Regions from separate parts of the Homo sapiens genome. Here all the other regions are linked to region 1. The links are chromatin loops, found by intact Hi-C in ENCODE. Cell type or tissue: gastrocnemius medialis. All regions are shown on one strand.

The links. Peaks named below come from ENCODE experiments on the same cell type or tissue, not always from the same donor. Only the 100,000 strongest peaks of a DNase experiment are listed, where the experiment ranks them.
Region 2: a loop joins it to region 1, with 8 times the contacts of the local background. A loop is called at or near these places in 2 of 110 quality-filtered maps.
Region 3: it touches region 1 in a loop (9-fold over the local background); 42 of 110 quality-filtered maps call a loop at or near these places.
Region 4: it touches region 1 in a loop (5-fold over the local background); 14 of 110 quality-filtered maps call a loop at or near these places.

The regions. Positions count from the first base shown.
Region 1 is chr2:26,500,844-26,505,843 of GRCh38, forward strand. It overlaps OTOF (otoferlin), which reads right to left. Exons shown (of 47, transcript NM_194248.3): 6 at 2,929-3,002; 7 at 1,457-1,583; 8 at 911-965. Among named protein-coding and RNA genes, the nearest start is that of OTOF, 55 kb to the right of the region's middle. RefSeq lists a silencer at 2,867-2,996 and an enhancer at 4,793-5,000. In gastrocnemius medialis, a CTCF peak has its summit at 2,695 (motif pointing right); DNase peaks (open chromatin) are centred at 2,458 and 2,758; H3K4me3 peaks cover 772 bases; H3K27ac peaks cover 214 bases.
Region 2 is chr2:26,356,629-26,361,628 of GRCh38, forward strand. All of the region lies in intron 1 of SELENOI (selenoprotein I), which reads left to right. Among named protein-coding and RNA genes, the nearest start is that of ADGRF3, 12 kb to the left of the region's middle. In gastrocnemius medialis, no CTCF peak of the experiment used is centred here; no DNase peak of the experiment used is centred here.
Region 3 is chr2:26,575,839-26,580,838 of GRCh38, forward strand. It overlaps CIMIP2C (ciliary microtubule inner protein 2C), which reads left to right. Exons shown (of 4, transcript NM_001105519.3): 2 at 64-337; 3 at 1,678-1,790; 4 at 3,456-3,686. The coding sequence ends at 3,600. Among named protein-coding and RNA genes, the nearest start is that of CIMIP2C, 16 kb to the left of the region's middle. RefSeq lists an enhancer at 420-994. In gastrocnemius medialis, a CTCF peak has its summit at 2,172 (motif pointing left); a DNase peak (open chromatin) is centred at 2,133.
Region 4 is chr2:26,743,211-26,748,210 of GRCh38, forward strand. No RefSeq gene overlaps it. Among named protein-coding and RNA genes, the nearest start is that of SLC35F6, 19 kb to the right of the region's middle. In gastrocnemius medialis, CTCF peaks have their summits at 2,707 (motif pointing left) and 2,906; a DNase peak (open chromatin) is centred at 2,719.

The sequences.
Region 1 (5,000 bases):
TGGAACTAGGCATCAGAGATAAAGCTCTACCCTGGTAGATGGGGCTCACTCTGATTCTGGGGCCTGGTGCTGATACCCAGACCGAACATCCCCAGGACAGAAGTGCAGTGGCAGCCAGGTGAGATCTCTTGCAAGCCCTGTCCCCTCTGAGCAGCCAGCATTCTAACTCAATCCTAGGAAAGCCCAGCAGTCTTCTGATTTATAGCTGAGTCCTGTTAGCCTCCAAGGGAGGGTCTGGAGCAATGGAGGGTCCCTGGGCCCTTCCTGAGAGATGGTGTCCCAGCAGCCACCAGACATGCTCATCACCTGTCCTGCCTGCACTGTTGGCCACATTCACATTCTTACAGCTGTCAACCTCTCTTTGTCTCAGTCTTTTGTCTCTGGTCTTAGAAGCACACAAATAAAAAAGTTGTGTTAATCTCAGAAAATACAGAGAAGCAAAAAGAAGAAAAAAATCACTCACAGTCTCACCATCCAGAGATAAACAGAATCGTCATTACTTCCAGCAATCAAATAATACAAAACAACAATTTAAAAATCATGCCAGGAAAACTTTCTTCAAAGGCCCTTATTTTAACTGTTTGAATACTTTTTTGTAGTTCTTGGTCTCTTTATGGTTTTTCTAGGTGCTTCTCACTTTATGAAGTCCAATACTGAACATGAAATACTGGAAGGGCTTTGATTAGCATAGGCAGAGTTCTCAAGCTTTTCTTTGGGTTTGTATCTCTCTACTGATGATACTTCTAGGAATGCCTCCCAGGAACAAGCTTACTTTGGGAACTTATATTCAGCTTGTTGTTCTCTATGACCCCTGGATCCATGCCTCAGTATAGTGGATAATGCACATCCGGCTAGAATCCCCCACTAGAGCAGAGTCTGAAAGACATGAGGCCTCCAGGTGCCCACCTACCTGGTAATCCATGGGCCGCCCAGCACTTGGCTCCATCTTAATGTCTGGCTTAGATCTGAGGAAGAGAATGTACCATCAGGCCTGGGGTATGGGGACTGCTTGTTGGGGAGGAGGACACTGGCAGTGGTTAGACCTGGGAGTGGGCAGAGGGACAGAATCATGGTCTTTAAACACTCAAGCACTGCCAAGAATAGTGAGGATTAGTTGTCTTCAGAGGCCTCAACACAGAGAACTAATCAAAGGCAGAAGTAACAGAGAGACAGACATGGGGTCAATAGGTTCAAATATGGGGTGGGCAGGTCTGTGGCTTCCTTGGGCTGGGAGGTATTCAAGGACCTGAGAACAGGCCTGCAGCTGCTGTGCTCTGCTTTTGCAGGGAGAGAGGTGAGAAAAACACCCAAGGAAAAGCAGAAAAGGGTAAGGTTAGGTTAGGAAGAAGCCGTCCATGAGCCCTGATTCTTCCCTACCCAAATTCCAATCATGGCAAGCCAGGTCCTGCCTGACAGGGTGGGGGCAGCTGGGGTTGCAGGGCTCCCGTCCACTCACCGCTTGTTGGAGACATTAGTGGTGAGAGCTGTGACTGAGGCTAGAGACACCGAGTCGGGATCCAGTCCATCTCCTAGCCGAATGGCCAGATGGTCAAGGTCTTCCATCTCCAGCACCGCCGGTTCATCTGGGGAAGATGAAAGACTGGTTAGGTGGGCTGACTGATGGTGAGATAGTGACCATTTCTCCTTTTACTCTGGCATCCAGAAAGCTGAGAGTTAAATTCGAGGTTTACTTAGTTGCTACCGCTTAGAATATTATGGCCTGAATAACTGCAGTGTTTTTCTACCTAATCCCGATCTTGGATTTGAATGGCCATTATGTCTGGTCTTGCCTTTTTATTTTAATTGAATGCTCTTTTATTGTATACCACTTACTTAGGCACTGAATATCTCTTATGGAAGAAGGTAGGGAATAAAGAATCCATACTTTTGCACCTCTCAATAAATAGCTACCATTTGTTGGGTGGATACTCTCTGTTCCAGGCACAACACCAGGACTTTACATGACTATCTCTAGTCCTTAGAGCTGTGCCCTGCCAAGATGGGCGTTATTCTCATGTCACAGGTACAGAAACGAAGGCTTAGGAAGTAACTTATCCATATCAAACAGCTGATGGAATTCAGAACCTAATGCATTGGTGTGTATTCATCTAATGAGATGCAGACATGTGGATTCCGAACAGCCACCCAAGGATGCTGGGTTTGGTCCTCAGCCAGCAGCTGTACTCTCTCCATTTAAGAAGGTGAAGGGCACGGCTGGAATTGGCATGGGGGCAAGAGGGTGGGGGAGAGAGCCTGAGGGCCAGTAGGCCACAGAGGGGATGCTGGGGGAGGGCAGCCGGGAGCCCCGATGGTGGGCCCGTGATGGAGAAGATGGCCCCCTCCCAGCTCCCCTGTCCTCTCCATTTCTCCCCTTGTCTTCCTCCAGGCCTCCCGCCTCCTCTGCAGCAGCTGTCTTCCCCTCTCCAGTCGCTCCTCCGGGAGGGCCCAGTGCCACCTGCTGCTCCAGCCTCCCAGGCCCGGCCCTGCCGCGCCCTCCAGCGGCCCCAGGACCTCCCCAAAGGCCAGGCTGCAGCCTGGTGAGAGCGCTTGGGCGAGGCCTGCCGCCGACCCCGTACTAGTGGGACAACGGTTTCCCCCCAGAAATAGGGAGTTGGCCAAACAGCGTTTCTTGATGGATATTCTCTGCTCTAATTAAAACACTGGGCTTCTGCGTGAAGAAGGAAGAACCGGGAGCAACGAGGGCGGGAGGAGCCTTGTAACCAGGCACCCCCGACAGAGGGCGCTGCCCGTTTCCCTCCCTCGGCCCTAGGGCGTCTCCTTCCTAGAGGGCCACGCATCACTGGGTGGGGCCTGGCCCTGGGACGACCTATCCCAGGAGGGCCTTTTGGCAGCCGGGCAGGGGCTGGAAAGCGGCGGGAGGGCGCCGCGAGGCGCGGGGCTGCGGGGCTCACGCGGCACCTGTCCTACCTGGTCTTTGGGGCTCCTCCTTGTGAGACCGGTTTTTGCCGAGCTTCATGGCGGAGAACACGCTCCTCCCGGCTCTGTGAGGGGGGCCACCAGAATGAGGTGCAGGGAGAGGGACGCATGGAGGAAAACACACAAACACAGAAGAGCCAAACATGAGAGAACACATCAGAGAAGGGAGATGGACCCGGCCCCTCACCTACTGGTCCCGAGACAGATCGGGATCTGTCTTCCCAAATTGGGAGCCAGGAGGGGGAATCAGGGCAGTGAGAGACCCCTCCACTTCCGCCTTTGCCATCCTTTCACACACGGAGGAGAGGGATGGGGTCCCCAGCAAGCAGGGAACGTGGTCTTGAGCCGGAAAGAGCCGTTTTAACTGGAGCTCCTCTGGGTCTTGGACTTTTCAGTCTGATCCCAGCCCCTCAGTCTAGTCTCCTCAGAGCTCCGAGCCCTGCCAGTGTCCCCACGCTCATCCTCCCCGGCTCAGCTGGTTGGAGAGAAAGCCCGAGGACTGGAGACAGAGCATCAGAACGGCGGGGCAGGGACCAGAGAGGACTCAGGGGCAGAGGCCGATGAGGAGATGGGAGATGTGGTTGAAACGAGCTGTTCAGTTCTCAGATGGCCCTGGTGCTCAAAGCCTGACTTGTCTTTCTCCAACCTCTCCGTGTTCTGGGATGCTCCTTGGTCCCCATGAAAAAGGGGGAGATAGGCCCTTTCCCATCTATCTTCGGTCCTGGATTTTGCCCCTTCTACCTGTCCCCTCTCACTGCCAAATTCCCCTTTCCCCCAACCCCAGGAACTTATGGCAGGCTCCATAGTTCCTACCTCTTCCTCTGGCTTGCTGCGACCTTGTGCCCCCAGGTGAAGGGCCTTGCAGTCAGCGGGGCTGAGGAAAAGGGGCAGGGGTCCTCACTGTCCTTCAGTGATGTCCCTGCAGCCGAGCCTGTGGTTCCTGGCACCAGGAAGCCCCAGGAGCAGGATCAGCAGAGGGTAAAGTGCAGTGTTCCATTACCCCATCCATATTGCATGAGTGGATACCTGACTCTCTCCACTTCCCGTTCTCCCTCCTCCTGGGTATGGCCCCATCATCCTGTAGGTCCAGGTGGAGCCAGGTGTAGGCTCCAACCTGGAGCTCGCTTACAGCAGAGTCCACCCTTTTTGGGTCACACATCTCCCTGTGGAGGCTTGACTATGGTTTCTAAGACCCCAGATCCTTGTTCTTTATGCTGGGCAATAGGAGGTTGGGGAAAACCTTTCTGTCCTCAGGCAGATGACCTAGAAACCTCAAGCCCCTCTCCTCAGGATTGTGGGGCCAATCTTATTCCCCAAACCTGGCCCTATCCCAACCCCAGGACCTTTCTTTACTGTTCATATGCAGGACAAAGCACGTTCATATCCCAGTGAGGGAGCAATTGAGAATCACCCTTTTCACGTGGCAGCAGCTCACAATTTAGGGAACATTAGCATGTTCTTTGAATTCCTAAAAAGGAATGGAAGAAGGCTGATGTGTCTGCACTCTTCAGTAGCATACCATCTGAAATACGACAATGAGAAGAAAGGGAAAGAAAGAGGCTCTAAAATCAAAGCTGATGCCTTTGGAATTATTTTCAAAAGCTTCCTCCCTTCTGATGGGGGAGGTGAGTTACACACACACACACACACACACAGACACACACACACACACATACAGGCCAAAAAGAGACTACATAGGGCCAAAGGCCTTTCTAGATGTCTGCAATGTCTGCAGATGTCTGCTCATTTCATCTTCCTGGCAATCCTCTGAGGGCCACATACTTCTCCTCATTCAACCAATAAAAAGACTGAGGCTCAGAGAGGGGACAATAATCGCGAGGTCACACGGTGAGTGGCAGAACTGGGATTGAAGCAGAAAGCTCCTGTGTTCTAGGCCAGCAATATTTTTACTGCATCTCAGGTCCTTTGCCTCGATGCCGTAGGACTGCACTTTTCTGTGGGCAAGAATCCCATCCATTCCTGACCATTTGGGATTTTAGCTAAAAGGCCCCAGGGCTGGCACCCATAGGTACAGGTATGGTCTGTGTGCCAGCATAGTTTAC
Region 2 (5,000 bases), 140 kb before region 1:
TAATTGTCACTTGCCTGATAAACTATAATAGTTTCTAACTGGTCTCTAGTTTGTACTTTACCCCCTTCAAGTCCATTTTCTACATCATGTTCAGAATGGTCCTCTTAAGGACCATTTTTTGTTCTTAGAATAAAATCCAACTCCCTGTGGTCCTGCCAGGTGATGTCTGCCCACCTTTCCAGTCTCATTTTATATCACCCTTCTTTATGATGCTGGAGCTCCATTGGCCTTCCTTCAGCATTTCTGATACTTCTGTTGGTGGTCTTTGTACATGTTATTGTTCTCCTGCCTTGAAGGTGTTTCTTGGCATGTATTACATCCCTACCTCCACACACACACACACGTGAGTCATACAGTCTTTCGTTTTCTCTCTCTTTTCCTTTTTAGGTAAAAATTACATATAAATACTGTAATACATTAAGATCTTAAGTGTATAATTTACTGCTTTATTACATGTGTATATACCCATGTAACCACCACCCAGCTCAAGATACAGAATTATTTCTAGTGCCTCAGAAGGTCCCCATCAGTCCCTCTCACCAAACTACTGTTAGGACTTCTTTTGCCATAAATCAATTCTGTTTTTGAACTTCATATAAGTGGAATCTATGAAAGCACATTGTCTTTAGCCTTCCACTCACTACTGTGTCTCATACATTCTTTACCTGACTGCCTTCTCATCTAGGACTCAGCTTAAATGTCGCCTTCTAGAAGCTGCCTCTGACCACTCTGACTAGGCACACTTCCTGCTCCACTTGTTCTCTTCTTTTTTGGGAGCTGGTTACCATCTTTACTAGCCTCCTAAGGCTGCCATAAAAATTACCACACACTGAGTGGCTTTAAACAACAGAATTTTAATTCTCTCATAGTTACGGAGGCTAGAAGTGTAGAAAAACAAGGTATTGGCAGAGCCACACACCCTCCAAAAGCTCTAGGCGAGAATCCTTCCTTGCCTCTATTTCAGCTTCCAGTAGCTCCTGGCCTGCCTGGGCCTGTGGCAGCGTAACTCCAAGCTTGCCCTCCCTCTTCATATGGCCTTCTTCCCTGTGTTTCTGTCCCCTTGTCCTCTTCTTACATAATACTCGGATAATTCCCTTTGTAGTATTTATCACAAATTGTGTACATGTGGTTATTTTTTAAGGGGTGTGGGGAGCAGTGTCTTGCTTTGTTGCTGATATGCTTTGGCTGTGCCCCCACCCAAATCTCACCTTGAATTGTAGCTCCCATAATTCCCACGAATTGTGGGAGGGACCCATTCGGAGAAATTGAACCATGGGGGCGGTTTCCTCCATACTGTTTTTGTGGTAGTAAATAAGTCTCATGAGATCTGATGGTTTTATAAGAGGAAACCCCTTTTGCTTGGCTCTCATTCTCTTTGCCTGTCGCCAAGTAAGACATGCCTTTCGCCTTCCACTATGATTGTGAGGCCTCCTCAGCCACATGGAACTGTGAGTCCATTAAACCTGTTTTTCTTTATAAATTACCCAGTCTCAGTGGGGCGCAGTGGCTCACGCCTGCAATCCCAGCACTTTGAGAGCCCAAGACGGGAGGATCTCTTGAGGTCAGGAGTTCAAGACAAGCCTGGCCAACATGGTGAAACCCCATCTCTACTAAAAATACAAAATTTAGCCAGGCTATGGGGTGCACATCTGTGAGGCTGAGGCAGGAGAATCGCTTGAACCTGGGAGGCGGAGGTTGCAGTGAGCCGAGATCGCTGCCACTGTACTCCAGCCTGGTGACAGAGTGAGACTCCGTCTCAAAAGAAGACAAAAACAAAACAAAAAAAACCTTTTATAGCCCAGGCTGGTCTCAAACTCCTGGGCTCAAGTGATTCCCCCACCCCACCTCAGCCTCCCAAGGCACTGGGATTACAAGCATGAGCCACAATGCCCGGTCCATAATAGCAGTCTTGAGGGAAATATTTAGAAGGTCTACGTTGATTGGCATTTTTACAGAGACTTAAGTGAAAGCATTATTAGCATGACCAGATTTATATGCTGAGAGTTTTGGTAGGAATAGCTATTTCCTTGGATAACCAAGCCAGGATCAGAAGAAATCTGGAGAGGGCAGAAATGAGTTGACTTTAGCAAGATGAAATGTTAAAACTTTAGATGCAGTATCACACCTGCATTCCAGTAGTCAAGCTCATATTAGCATAGAGAAAGATGGCTTTGCAGTCCACGTGAGAAAGGCCTGAGGGGGTTCAGGTGACTGCAGTATGATTTAGTTGTCCCGGGAATTAATAATATCTTGAGCAGCATAAGTTATCAAGGAAGAGGGGCTTATAGTCATGTTCTGCTTCCTATTCATATACCACTTGAAATGCTCCTTTTGCCCTAGACCACATGTTTGTGTTGATTTAACAACAAATTGGATTGTCTGAAGCAGGGGTTGTCAAACTGAAGCCCCCAGTCTGCCTGTTTTAGTGAATACAGTTTTATTAGAACACCGCCAGCCCCATTTGCTTACATATTTTCTGTGACTGCTTTCCTGTTCCAAGTGTTATGTATTTGTTGCAAAGACCATATGGCCTGCAAAGCCTCAAATATTTACTATATAGACCTTTACAGAAAAAGCTCTCCAACCCCTGGTGTATTAAACTAGACCTAGATAACGAAGGAGACTGAAACCATGGCAAAAAGGAGTATAGGAACAGATGATGAAAAGATTTAGGTGTGACAGGGAGCGCTGTCTTCAAATATTTGAAAGACTGTAGTTTAGAAGAAAAATTAGGCCTGGTGTAGTGGTACTTGCCTGTAATCCTAGAACTTTGGGAGGCTGAGATGGGCAGATCACCTGAGGTCAGGGGTTCAAGACCAGCCTGACCAACATGGTGAAACCGCGACTCTACTAAAAATACAAAAATTAGCCAGGTGTGGTGGCGGGTGCCTGTAATCCCAACTACTCAAGAGGCTGAGGCAGGAGAATCGTTTGAACCCGGGAGGCAGAGGTTGCAGTGAGCTGAGATCACACCACTGCACTCCAGCCTGGGTGACAGAGTGAGACTCTGTCTCAAAAAAAAGAAAAATTAGACTGCTTAACTTGTAGAGCAAAATGAAAACACAGGATAGATGATATAGGGCAGGGGAGGATTTTGTTAGTGTATAGAAAAATTGTTTTAACTTTGAATTGGGTTGCTTCTGGAAGTAATGAGTTGGTGAGTTTTTTTGTTTGTTTTGGTTTTTTGGTGATCTGAGGCCTGTAAAATGAGGCCCGATGACTGTTTTACGTCTTCTCCTAAATGAGGGTCAGATATACAATGGTGTATAAGGTTAGGCATCTCTGAGCTCTGAGGTTTTTCATGGAACGAGTCTATCAAACCCAGCCTGTGGTCCTCAAGCAGTTTTGAGGGCTCTAGCTTACCCTAGCCTGATAGATTGTAGAGCCAAGCAAGTCATGCCAGGTCTTAACTGGATTATCTACCTGGTTCAGGTTTCCTGGTGTTTGCCAAAATGTCACTCCAGTGGAAAATAATACCTTTAACAAACATTAACAAACCCAAATCTAGTCTAGCACCTTTAAAAGTCTGCATTTTATCTTTTTCATGAACATGGAAGGTTCAAGTCATTCTTCTTCTTGTGGGTTCTTAAGACAGTTTAGAGTTTGTTTATTGTGAGTGGTATGTGACCTTGAAAAATACTCAGGTGTGTAAGGCGAGAGCACAGAGTTTTGCTGCCTTCTATAATCTATTAATCTTTCTTCCTGTTTGAACTCATCAGCTGTTATTGAATGTCAAATAATTGAAATCCAATTAGGTAAACTGGCCTCCTTGTGTCAAACTTCTGATCTCCTGAAGTCGAAATTTCATGTTAAAGCTTCAGAATTTTAAAAGCGGAGCTTTTCAAGTCAAAATACCATTCCTTAAAGACGTTCTTTTAGATTAAAGTTAAATTATGGAAAGCTGCTGAATGAAAATGAGCAAACAGTTGAATTAAGAACATTGCACAGTTACTTTGTGCACTATATTAGGTATTCATGTGATATCTTAAACGGTTTTCTTCTGATCTGAACTTACAACTTCTGTGCTTTAAGATGGATGGTGGACTTGAAAGGAGTGATTTTTCATTTTATTTGCCCCGCTGGCTATATTTCGTGGTTCTGGGTGCAGACTTTTGTGAAGTAAAGGAGTGTAGGGCCCTCCTATCTTGTCATTGGCAGCCTGTAGGGGTTCATATTGGTTCCTGGTCCTCAGGTCTGAAGACTTAAATTCAGGCAGTCCTGTCAGTTCAGAACTCTTTCATTCTGCACAGGCTCCAATGGAGTGATATCTATTATGGAAAGGCTTTGTAAACTGTAGACCATCCTGGCCGGCACGGTGGCTTACGCCTGTAATCCCAGCACTTTGGGAGGCCAAGGTGGGTGGGTCACGAGGTCAGGAGATCGAGACCATCCTGGCTAACACGGTGAAACTCCGTCTCTACTAAAAATACAAAAAATTAGCTGGGCGTGGTGGTGGGCGCCTATAGTCCTAGCTACTCAGGAGGCTGAAGCAGGAGAATGGCATGAACCTGGGAGGCGGAGCTTGCAGTGAGCCAAGATCGCGCCACTGCACTCCAGCCTGGGAGACAGAGTGAGACTCCGTCTCAAAAAGTATATGGGAGGATGTGTGTAGGTTATAGACAAATACTGTGCCATTTTATATAAGGGAGTTGAACATCCACAGAGAGTCCTGGGGCCAATTCCCCAAAGATACCGAGGGGCGACTGTATATACTATTTTTTCCTATACATACACACCTGTGATAAAGTTTAGGCACAGTGAGTGATTAACAACAACAACTAAGAATAAAACAACTATAACAATGTACTGTTATTACATTTATGTGAATTTGGTCTCTCTCTCTCAAAACGTCTGTGTGTACTGTACTTACCTATTTTCCGACCCTGGTTGGCTATGGTTAAAATGAAACCTTGGTTAAGTAGGTGACTGCTGTACTAATATAAGTGGGCTCCTGCTGAGAGGCTGGATGCAGCTTTAGAGTTTCTACCTCTGGCCATTAG
Region 3 (5,000 bases), 75 kb after region 1:
CTTGGAACAGGCCTGGGGCCCTTCACTGATCTGTGGCTCCACCACCCCCACCGTGATCGGCAGGTACCAGGGCCACGTCCCCACTGTGGCCTTCTCCTTTGGCGCTCCCTACGGCACCACCACCCTCAAGTACTTCCAGGACCACCGCAACAGAGCCATGGAGAAGAGCCACACTCCCTTCAGCCAAGGCGGCCATTTCCCCACCATCTTCTCCACCAACCCCAACCTCCTGCTGATGGAGCGCGCCAGCACCCGGGACCGCTGGCTGCACAAGCCCAGCTACACTCGCTTCAACCTGGACAGCCATCGCTCCACAGAGCTTACGAATTTCTACCAGGTAAGCTGTGTGGGGCTGCCCTGTGGCCTCCCCTCCTGCCCACCTGCCCCCACCACGGGAAGGGAGTGATGGCCAGGGGCCAGGGGGAGACCTCGCACCTGCCACAGTGTCTTGATTTCCTTTCTCAGAGCCCCTGAGCCAGCAGAGAGCATGGTGGGCTTGGCTAAAGGGAGTAAGGAGGCTCAGGACTTTGCCCCTCTGATCTCTCCCCACCTCCCGGGGCTTCAGGACCCCCAACTCCTGCTCACTCCCACTGCCAGTGGAGCTAGGGGTCTCTAGGGACCTGTCTCTAGGCTCCTGCCCTTACCTTCTGCCCCCTGGAGTCTCTTGGATCTGTGGAATGCCATATATTTTGTAGGTGAGTATAAGGTCTAAGATCCACCCACCAGATGAATAACACACGAGCAAAGGCCCCACTACAGCCCCCAGCCCCAGTTCCAGCCCCACGGCATTTATCCACCTGTGTCCTGGAGCCTGCTCACCCCTCCCTGCCCTGCAGCCCCCTGGGGGCATGCTCTGAGTCACTCTCAGCCCCAGCCTGGGCGAGACTGCCCTGCAGGGAGTGAGCTCGAGGAAGGGGACCCACCCACACCCCTGTTGTTCTTGTCCTGCTGTTCAGGCTGGTAAAGCCTCCCTGGATGTGGTTCAGACACATCCCCAGAGACCACAGGTGCATGGGCCTGAGCTGGCCCTTATGCCCTTGGCAGGGATAAGGGTTCATTCTCTCCTGTGTTCCCAAAACCTTACTCTCTCCATCACCTTCTCTCACAAGCCTCCCCCTCTAGCCTGATTGCAAGGACAAGGTGTGTCCTGGCCCCAGGGCAGAGAACTTGTATGAGTAAAGCAGCTTCCTCGGGAGAGGAGGAGGTTGATGCCACCAGCCTCTGAGCCATGTGCGACCATCTCAGGGGGTCTGCCAAAGCCTCTCCCTCCATCTTGGCGCTCAACAGAACATGCCCCGTACAGTGGGGAAGGAGAGGGGGGAGGAAACACAGGCCAGGCGGACATGGTGCCTGTGTGCACAGCAGGTGTGCGTACGCCTGCGGGGCTGGGTTTTTGTACTCAGTCTGAGCTTGTCCCTTGTCTTGTTTACTCTCCATAGCAAAGCTGGTCTGGTGGGTGTCGTTATTCCCATTAGGCAGATGAGAAGTCGTGACTCAGTGAGGACACCCAGCTGGTTGGCAATTGAGTTGGGGCCCCAGCAACTCCGGGACTCCTCCGGGGGCATTAGGGGAGGTGGCCCCCAACCCTGCCCAGGTGCAGCGAGGCATGGACTGCAGGTGCCTGTGGTCAGTCCTGTGCACTAACAACCTGTCATCTCTTCCTTGATTGAACCATAGATGGTCCAGCAGCATCGGAAGTACTATCAAGACAAGACGGGCACAGTGCCTCGAGTCCCCTACTTTGCGATGCCCGTGAGGGAGCCGGAACGGTACCCCCTCCCCACCGTCCTGTGAGTGCCTGCCCTCCCTTCATCTACGCAGTCAAGAAACGCACCCATGGGGCACCTGCTCTCGGCCAGGCATGCACAGCACACAGACTGAGAAATGAGTTGAGGATCTTGCCCTAAAACGTGCAGTGCAGAGAGTGATGGTTACAGAGCAAGGGGGTCAGGGCATTGGCAGCCTCAGGGGGGATGGTGGTAGCCTGAATGGGCGAATCAGGAAGAGTGCTTTCCCGGCCAGATGCACTGGGAGTTTGGGAGAAGCTCCGTAAGCTTAGTGGGCCTGAATCTGCGGACTGATGCCCCGCCTGCAAAGGCAGCCTGGCAGCTACACTAGTCCTAACGTGGGCGCCGATGCAGAGCGCAGTAAGGAGCTGCTGCCCTCTGGTGGATACAGAGGGCACTACACCGAGCAGGAATCTCCCCCGGTCCCGTTCACATTTGGAAAATGTTCTCCTAAGGACTTTCTGTCCATCTAACTAAATAGGAAAGTTCCTTGCCTCCTGCCCCTCTCTGCTTTTATCTAGGAGAGCTCCTTTCTCCAGGGAAGGCCCACTCTGCCCTGAAAGATGACTTGGGTACTGTGGTTTCTGTGCTCTCTCCTTCCTGAAGCGCAGGCAGGGGGATCATTGGCTCACACGAGGTGTCCTGGAGTGGGGTAGGGTGGTGGGTGGTGCCTGGCCTGGGAGGTCAGTGGATAGAGCTTGGGATTTAGCTCCATGCCAACCACTCCCGGCTTGCCTCAGAGTCCTAAGATTCACCATCATCCTTACTGATAAAACAGCATCTGTTTTCATAAGTTTAATGGTTTTTAAAGAAACAGGCTTCACTGCATCTAAAAGTTCCTTTTTGCAAGTCAGACAGGATCATTTTACAAAAAAGGGAACGTGAGGCTCATTGATCGCCTGGGGAACTTGTGCTGCGTGGCCTGGATGGTTGGAGGCAGAGCTTGGAAAGGAAGCAGCATCTCCCATCACCACCTCTAGGACTCGGGGGCTCTCTCTAATCTTGGAATGGCTCTGAGCCAGTCCATCCCTAGAGTATAGTGGGACTCTCCTGGGGACAGGTATCCTCTTGAGATGGCTCTGGCCAGGATCTGCCCCCCATCCCCATCACTGTGGGGAGAGCGGGACATCTCAACTCTGTTCCTTCTTCAGGTTGCCTGGCCACTTGCACTGCTGCTGACAGTTTCACAACGAACGCAAAGGGCCAACCAGGTGGTTGGGAGAAGAGGGTCAGTGACAGGCCTGGGGCAAGCCCCTCCCTCCCGGAATCCCCTCCATCAGCACCATCACCATTTCTTAGAACATTTGTTGTGTGTTTACTCCTTGTCCAGAGCTTCACATGCATTACTGCATTTATTCCTCAAGTCAAAGCTAAGAGGGGGATACCACCACTGGGCCATTCTTAAATATGCACACTTCTAGCAGGAGTTAGGACCAGAGTCCGTCCCAGGTCTGTCTGACATCTGTGTCCTCACTCTTAACCACTGTGCCATTATGTAAATACAGGTTATTCCCACCCCAAGTCCAGGGGGACTTATCAGGTGTTAAACTGACGAGTAGCCGGCAGGTCAGCTTGAGCTGGAAAGTGGGCACGTGGGGCTGTGGGTGGGCACGCACCACCTTCCTTCCCTGGCACACTGCATAACACCAGTCCCATCCTCACCCCTAGGCCTCCTCTGTGCCCAAAGAAGAAGTGGCACCTTTTAAGACTAGCCCCCGAGAACCTGAAGACCTACCAGACCTTCCCATCAGGGAAGAGGGTCTCTCCACAGGAGCGGAAAAAGAGAGACTGCTACTTTGAGTTCAGAGCATGAGACTTTTAGTTCAGAGCAGAGCCTGATGCCTGAGATCCTGGGTCGTGACCAGCCTGGCTTGCTTGGAATAAAATCTTTAGCCATGACCATGCTACCCATCTCTCCTCTGGATCCCAGGGACACTCGGCCACAGCAGGAAATGCCCCCTGAAGGTCACACAGCATTGTGTCCTGAGGGCCTGCGGAAAGCTCTGTCCCAGGGACTCAAGCCAAGGAAAAGTGGTGTCCGGCTACCTGGCAGGTCCAGCTACCTTCTCCCCAAGGTGGGGCAAATGGAGTTGAGGAATGTAGGGTTCCCTAGTCTTAGTGGCAGGTCACTCAGGTACAGAGACCTCCCACCAGATTCCACTGGTATAAGCAAGGAAGTCCAATTGCGCCGGTCTAAGAATGAAGGGGAAATGACCCCAGAATAATTGCACTGGGTGTGATTGGAAAGGAATTTTCATCAGAGCCCTGACTTGGCGTCGTTTTGTCCACACGATCACTTGTGAGGGAAGAGGTGTTATTATCCCCACTTTACTGATAAAGATATTGAGGCTCAGAGAAGGTGAGAAAGTTGCCCAAGCTTACATAGTTGGGAAGTAACACAGCCAGAATTTGAATTCAGGTCTTTCTGACTCCCAAGCCCTGGTTTTTCCACGACACAGCCTGCTTGTGGTCCATGTGGAGACTGAGGGGCGGGGAAGACATAAACCTGGGGATCCTGAAGGAGTCTGTGGAGGGCGGAGCCTGGGAGAAGAAGCTGTGTGCAGCAGGCACCTTCTGCATTCTGCCTAGGCTGGCTTGGTAGGGTGGATGCAGCATCTACCCCTGAAGCTGTTTCTAGAAGACGATGGGAGGGAATGACCTAGGACCAGACAACTCTTCCAGGAATCCCTATGTTTCGGGGCCCCAGGCCGGAAGTGGATGCTGGGCATGGGTGCTGAAGCCACATGCCTGGGGTGGTCTTTGAGGGTCTGGAGGGTCTGCTCCCACAAGGCTGCTGCTTCCTACCTCCCAGGAGGCTCCTGCCTGCTGGGGCAGGGGTGGGACGGGGGTGAGAGCCCCTCAGTGACAGGATCTGGGATGGGGACCTTAGACCAAGGCGGGGACCTTCTCCAACATTCCAGCACCTCTTAGATTTGATCAAGGGCCCTCCATTAAGGGACAAGGCCCTTATTGTCCTTCAATGGGTGAATCAGGACCTAACTGCAAGGGGAACACAGCCCGGTTCAAGTACACCTGGGGCTGAAGCAGCCCCTCCTCTGTAGCCAGCGATTAGACACCTCCCCCAGGACAGTGTAAATAAGAAAAACCCAATGGGGGGCTTCTTCTGTGTCTCAAAGTCCCTGAGGAGCTGGACCCCAAAGGCTGTCTGTGGTGGCCAAATTCATTCCAGGGCTTGGCTGAATAGCAAAGCAA
Region 4 (5,000 bases), 240 kb after region 1:
ATGGCATTCAGACAAAGCCTCATGTTCATGAGGAGACCCTGAAAGCAGTCAGGAAGTCAGCCGAGGTCCCCAGGGGACACCTGCAGCAGGGCCATGAAGGATGACATGGTTCCCCTTCCCTGCCTCAGTCAGCACAGAGCAGAACAAATCCTCATGCAAGATTTGGCCAGAGCTGGAAGGAGCCCCAGAGGCATCTCAGCCTGCCTCATTTCACCCCTAGGGAAACTGAGGCCTGATAAGGACCCAGGAGGCGGTCATGACCATCTGTACTTTCAGTTGCCATAAGAGACCAACAATCCGGGAGCGATCGGGACAGGTGAGCCAAGGAGGTCCGCAGCAGGGGCAGGGGTATGTGTGGGTACTGTTACAAAGGGCATAGGCCTAGCTCACTACCTCCCCTATTCTCACAGCGCAAGAGACACTCTGAGGCCTGTTGCCCGAGGGGCCTGCGGGCCAAGTTCAGATGATCTAATACAAGGAAGAAAACCACTACCTCTGTTGAGTTTCTATCAGATGCCAGGCAGGAATCACCATGCCCAACTTACAGGTGAGGCCCAAGTGGCTGAGTGACTTGTCTGAGGTCGCCCAGGAGGTAAGGAGCAGAGCTTGGACTGCAAATGCAATGTTCTCCCACTCCACCTCCTTCCCCTCAGACCTAGAGGCCGCCCTGCTACTGCTATTTGCTTTGGGATAGTGTTGCCCTACCTGCCTGCTCAGCCTGCACCCCTGAGGTAGGGCCCTGTGGCCCCTGAGCCAGCTCCCTCCCATCCATGCTCTGGGGTCTTTCCATGTCCTTGTCATCCCCCAGCCCCTGCTGGAGGGCTGAAGCAGCTGGAACTGCTTTTTCCCACCAGGCCTGTCAGGACCAAGTCACCAGACCTACTCTCTCGAGAATCACTGCGTAATGGCCACTGGGAATCTGCATTTTAACAGGAAAGTTCTGGAAGCACTGTTTTGGAGAAATAAAGACTGGGATCTGCTGCTCTCAGGAAAGACTTTAGTTCTGTTTTTGAGGAAGGAAAACCAATTTCCACTCTATTCCACTAGGGCCAAAGCCAGCTGATATGCCCCCTTGATGGAATTAACAAGGAGCCTCTTCCAGGAGGTACAACCTCATGTGGTGGGCAAAGAGCCCCTTTCCGTGGGGGGATAAAAAGATTTCCCTTCCTATAAGCACATAGTTCCAAGATTCCTTCAGCTGAGAAAGTGAGGAAGAAGTGCAGAGGCCTGAGGCAGACACTCCTCCCACTTGGTCACTTTCACTCCGGAGAAGAGTGTCCCACTGCAGCATTTATCCTGCCGGCACCCCTCCCCACTAACACCAATCTCTGCTCTGGAGAAAAGGTCGCTTTGCCCGGAGTCGCTAAAAATCACACATTAACAGCCCTAGTGGTTTCCAGCAGTTTCAATGCTGGCTTCAGCCAGAAATGTCTTAAAAAGGCCACCCGCTCTTTTTAATCCATAGCATTTATATTTTATAACATTTAAACAGAACCATTTTAAGGCAAAGATACATAGGACTTTCCTCACATGTCCACATAAAAAGGAAAAACCAGGAGATATCTATTAGGTTGGTGCAAAAGTAATTGCGGTGTTTGCCGTACATTAGACAACTAGGGAATTCTTTCTGAGCCCAGCAATGATCAGCTCCTACAGAGTACCGCTGCCTCACACGGGGGATCTCCCTCCTCCAAGAAGCCCTCGTGCCTACCCTCTGGGCTAGGAGCCTGGATATCAAGCCCCAAGAAAAGGTGTCCTCTGTAGAGGCAGCTTCCCCGTTACCCATAGACATAACAGCTACATTTACTGAGCTTTCTAATGTTTCAAGAACAAACACTATTAAAAGAATGACAATCAATATCACAGGTGACAGAATTACCCCATTTTACAGATGGGAACAAGCTCAGAGAGGTCAACAGACCTGCCCGCCCCTGATTCCACAGCCCATGCCCTTCATGGCTCTCTGCCCCAGCCAAGGCCTCCCCAGCTCACAGGGAGGCTGAAACCTCCTGCCAGCCTGCAGTCTTGCCAGCCTCTTACGCTAGGCCACCCTGCCCTCCTGGTTGAGGGCACTTGACTGTGTCCTCCACCATCTGACTCCTGGAGAAACTCAGCCCTCAGCACCTCTTTTTGTTTTATGCAGCTCCCTGAATCACACCCTTTTTGATGCTTTCTTTTTTTTTTTTAATAGAGATGGGGGTGCCAGGTGGGGTGGTTCATGCCTGTAATCTCAGAATTTTGGGAGGCGGAGGCGGGTGGATCACTTGAGGTCAGGAGTTTGAGACCAGCCTGGCCAACGTGGTGAAACCCCGTCTCTACTAAAAATACAAAAAAAAAATTAGCCGGGCATGGTGGCACAGGCCTGTAATCCCAGCTACCTGGGAGGCTTAGACAGGAGAATCCCTTGAACCCGGGAGGCAGAGGTTGCAGTGAGCCGGGATTGCACCACTGCACTCCAGCCTGGGCAAGGAGCAACACTTCGTCTCTAAATAAATAAATAGAGATAAGGGACTTGCTATATCACCCAGGCTGGTCTCTAACTCCTGGGCTCAAGCAATCCCCCTACCTCGGCCTCCCAAAGTGCTGGGATTACAGAAGTGACCTTTTTGATACTTTCAATATTAAAATTCCCTCCAGTGACACCCATCATTTGTAAAAGCTGGATGGGCCCAGCCTCATCTCACTTTGGAAGCAGGGTCAGAGCGCCATCTGGTGGCTGTCTAGTGAGCCTTGTATTGGCTGAGCAGCAGAATCAGAGCCTGAGATCTGGAAGGCCCCTAGGAGTCAGGTGGTCCAGCAGAGGTTCAGAGATGGGAAGTAACCCACCTAAAGGCACATGGCAAATTAGAATCCATCTCCAGGACCATAACCCAGCGTTTGGGCAATAAGACTGTGCTTTTCGAATTCCCCTGGTGTTTCGGAGAAGCTGCATATCTGGAGCCATATCTGATAGTTGTGAAGTGCAAGTAGAGACAGTCCTATTCTCAAGGTGCACCATCTTCCTGGCGTGGCATCCTTTATTCTGCTTATCATTTTGAATAGGTCAATTTACACATGGTATAAAATTCAAAAGGCACAAAAAGGATATGCAGTGAAAAGTGAGTCTCTCACACCCTAGCCCTCTACCACACAATTATCACTTTCCACATCTCCACCCAGAGATTTTCTCTATATTTACAAGTATAAAATATACATATATTTTAGCTTTTACATAAATAGTAGCATATCATACGCAAGGATTTTTCTTTTCTTTTTTTTTTTTAGACAGGATCTCACTCTGTCACCCAGCCTGGAGTGCATTGTAGTGGTGTGATCTTGGCTTACTGCAACCTCCAACTCCCAGGCTCAAGTAATCCTCTCACCTCAGCCTCCCAAGTAGCTGGGACTAAAAGTGCATGCCAGTATACCTGGCTAAATTTTGTGTTTTTTTGTAGAGACAGGATCTTGCCATGTTGCCTAGGCTGGTCTCGAACTCCTGCATTCAAGCGATCTGCCCACCGTGACTTCCCAAAGTGCTAGGATTACTGGCGTGAGCCACTGTGCCCGACCTTACATGGGGCTCTTAACAACACATCTTGGAGATCATTGTCCATCGCACATGAAGAGCATCGTCATTCCTTTGTAAAGCAATACTGTATTCCCTGCATGGCAGTACATGGAGGCGCCATAACGTATTTAACTACTCTTCTTTAGATGGAAATGTGGGTGGTTCCCAATTCATTGCTATGAAAAACACGTAGGGAAAACATGTTAGAATAAATTCCTGGAAGTGGAATTGCTACAATTATCAGTTTTCATTTTGGTCTCACAGACCAGAAAACCCAACATAATAAAAGTTTAATTATGTAAGGCCTCATTATCTCATAGCAAACAAGCCTAGAAGACAGTTCATGGGCACATGGTAGCTCCAGGCTGGGAGAAAGGATATGAATATGTTAACTGTATAGATATTACCAAATCGCCCTTCTCAGAGGCTGAACTGTCTTGATTTCCACCATCAGTGTACAGCGTTTCCTTACAGTCAGACCAAGAGCACATTATCATACTTTGTTTGAAATTTCCCAGCTGAACAGGTGAAAATGATACTCATTGGACTTTTATATCACTTTTGCAGGTTCAACCTCCCAGACTCAAGCAATCCTCCCACCTCAGACTCCCAAGTAGCTGGGACTACAGATACATGCCACCACACCCAGCTAATTTTGTTGATTTTTTTGTAGAGATACCCTTCTCACTTTGTTGCCTAAACTGGTCTCCTGGGCCCAAGCAATACTCCCATCTAAGCCTCCCAAAGTGCTAGGATTACAGGCATGAGCCACCATGCTCGGTCTTATATTTTTTTCTCTCTCTGTTTTTTTTTTTTCACAGGGTCTCACTTAGTTGCCCCAGCTGGAATGCAGTGGTGCAGTCTTAGCTTACTGCTGCCTCTGTCTCTTGGGTTCAAGTGATTCTCTTGCCTCAGCCTCCCTAGTAGCTAGCACTGCAGGTGTGTGTCGCCACACCCGGCTAATGTATTTCTCTTATTATGAGCACTGTTGAGCATCTTTCCTGGGCCTAAGAGGTACTTCTTTCCCCATGGATTGTCTCGTTATATTCATTGTCCATCTTGCTTTTGTGTTTTTGGCCTTGTTTGTATTGATTTTTTGTTAACAGCTTTATTAAGATACAGTCCACATACCATAAAATTCACCCATATGAAATGTACAATTCAGTGGTTTTAGTATGTTTACAGGGCTGTGCAACTGTCATCACAATCTAATTTTAGAACATTTTGTCTCCCTTTCAAAAGAAATCCAGTACCCATTAGCAATCACCCCCACCATGCATATACCATACACCTCCATGCCTCCCCCACCAAACACCCCCACACCTAAGCAATCACTAATCAACTCTCTGTCTCCATAGTTTTGCCTATTCTGAACATTTCATATAAATGGAATTATACAATATGTGGTCATTTGTGGCTGGCTTCTTTCACTTCACATAATGGCTTCAAGGTT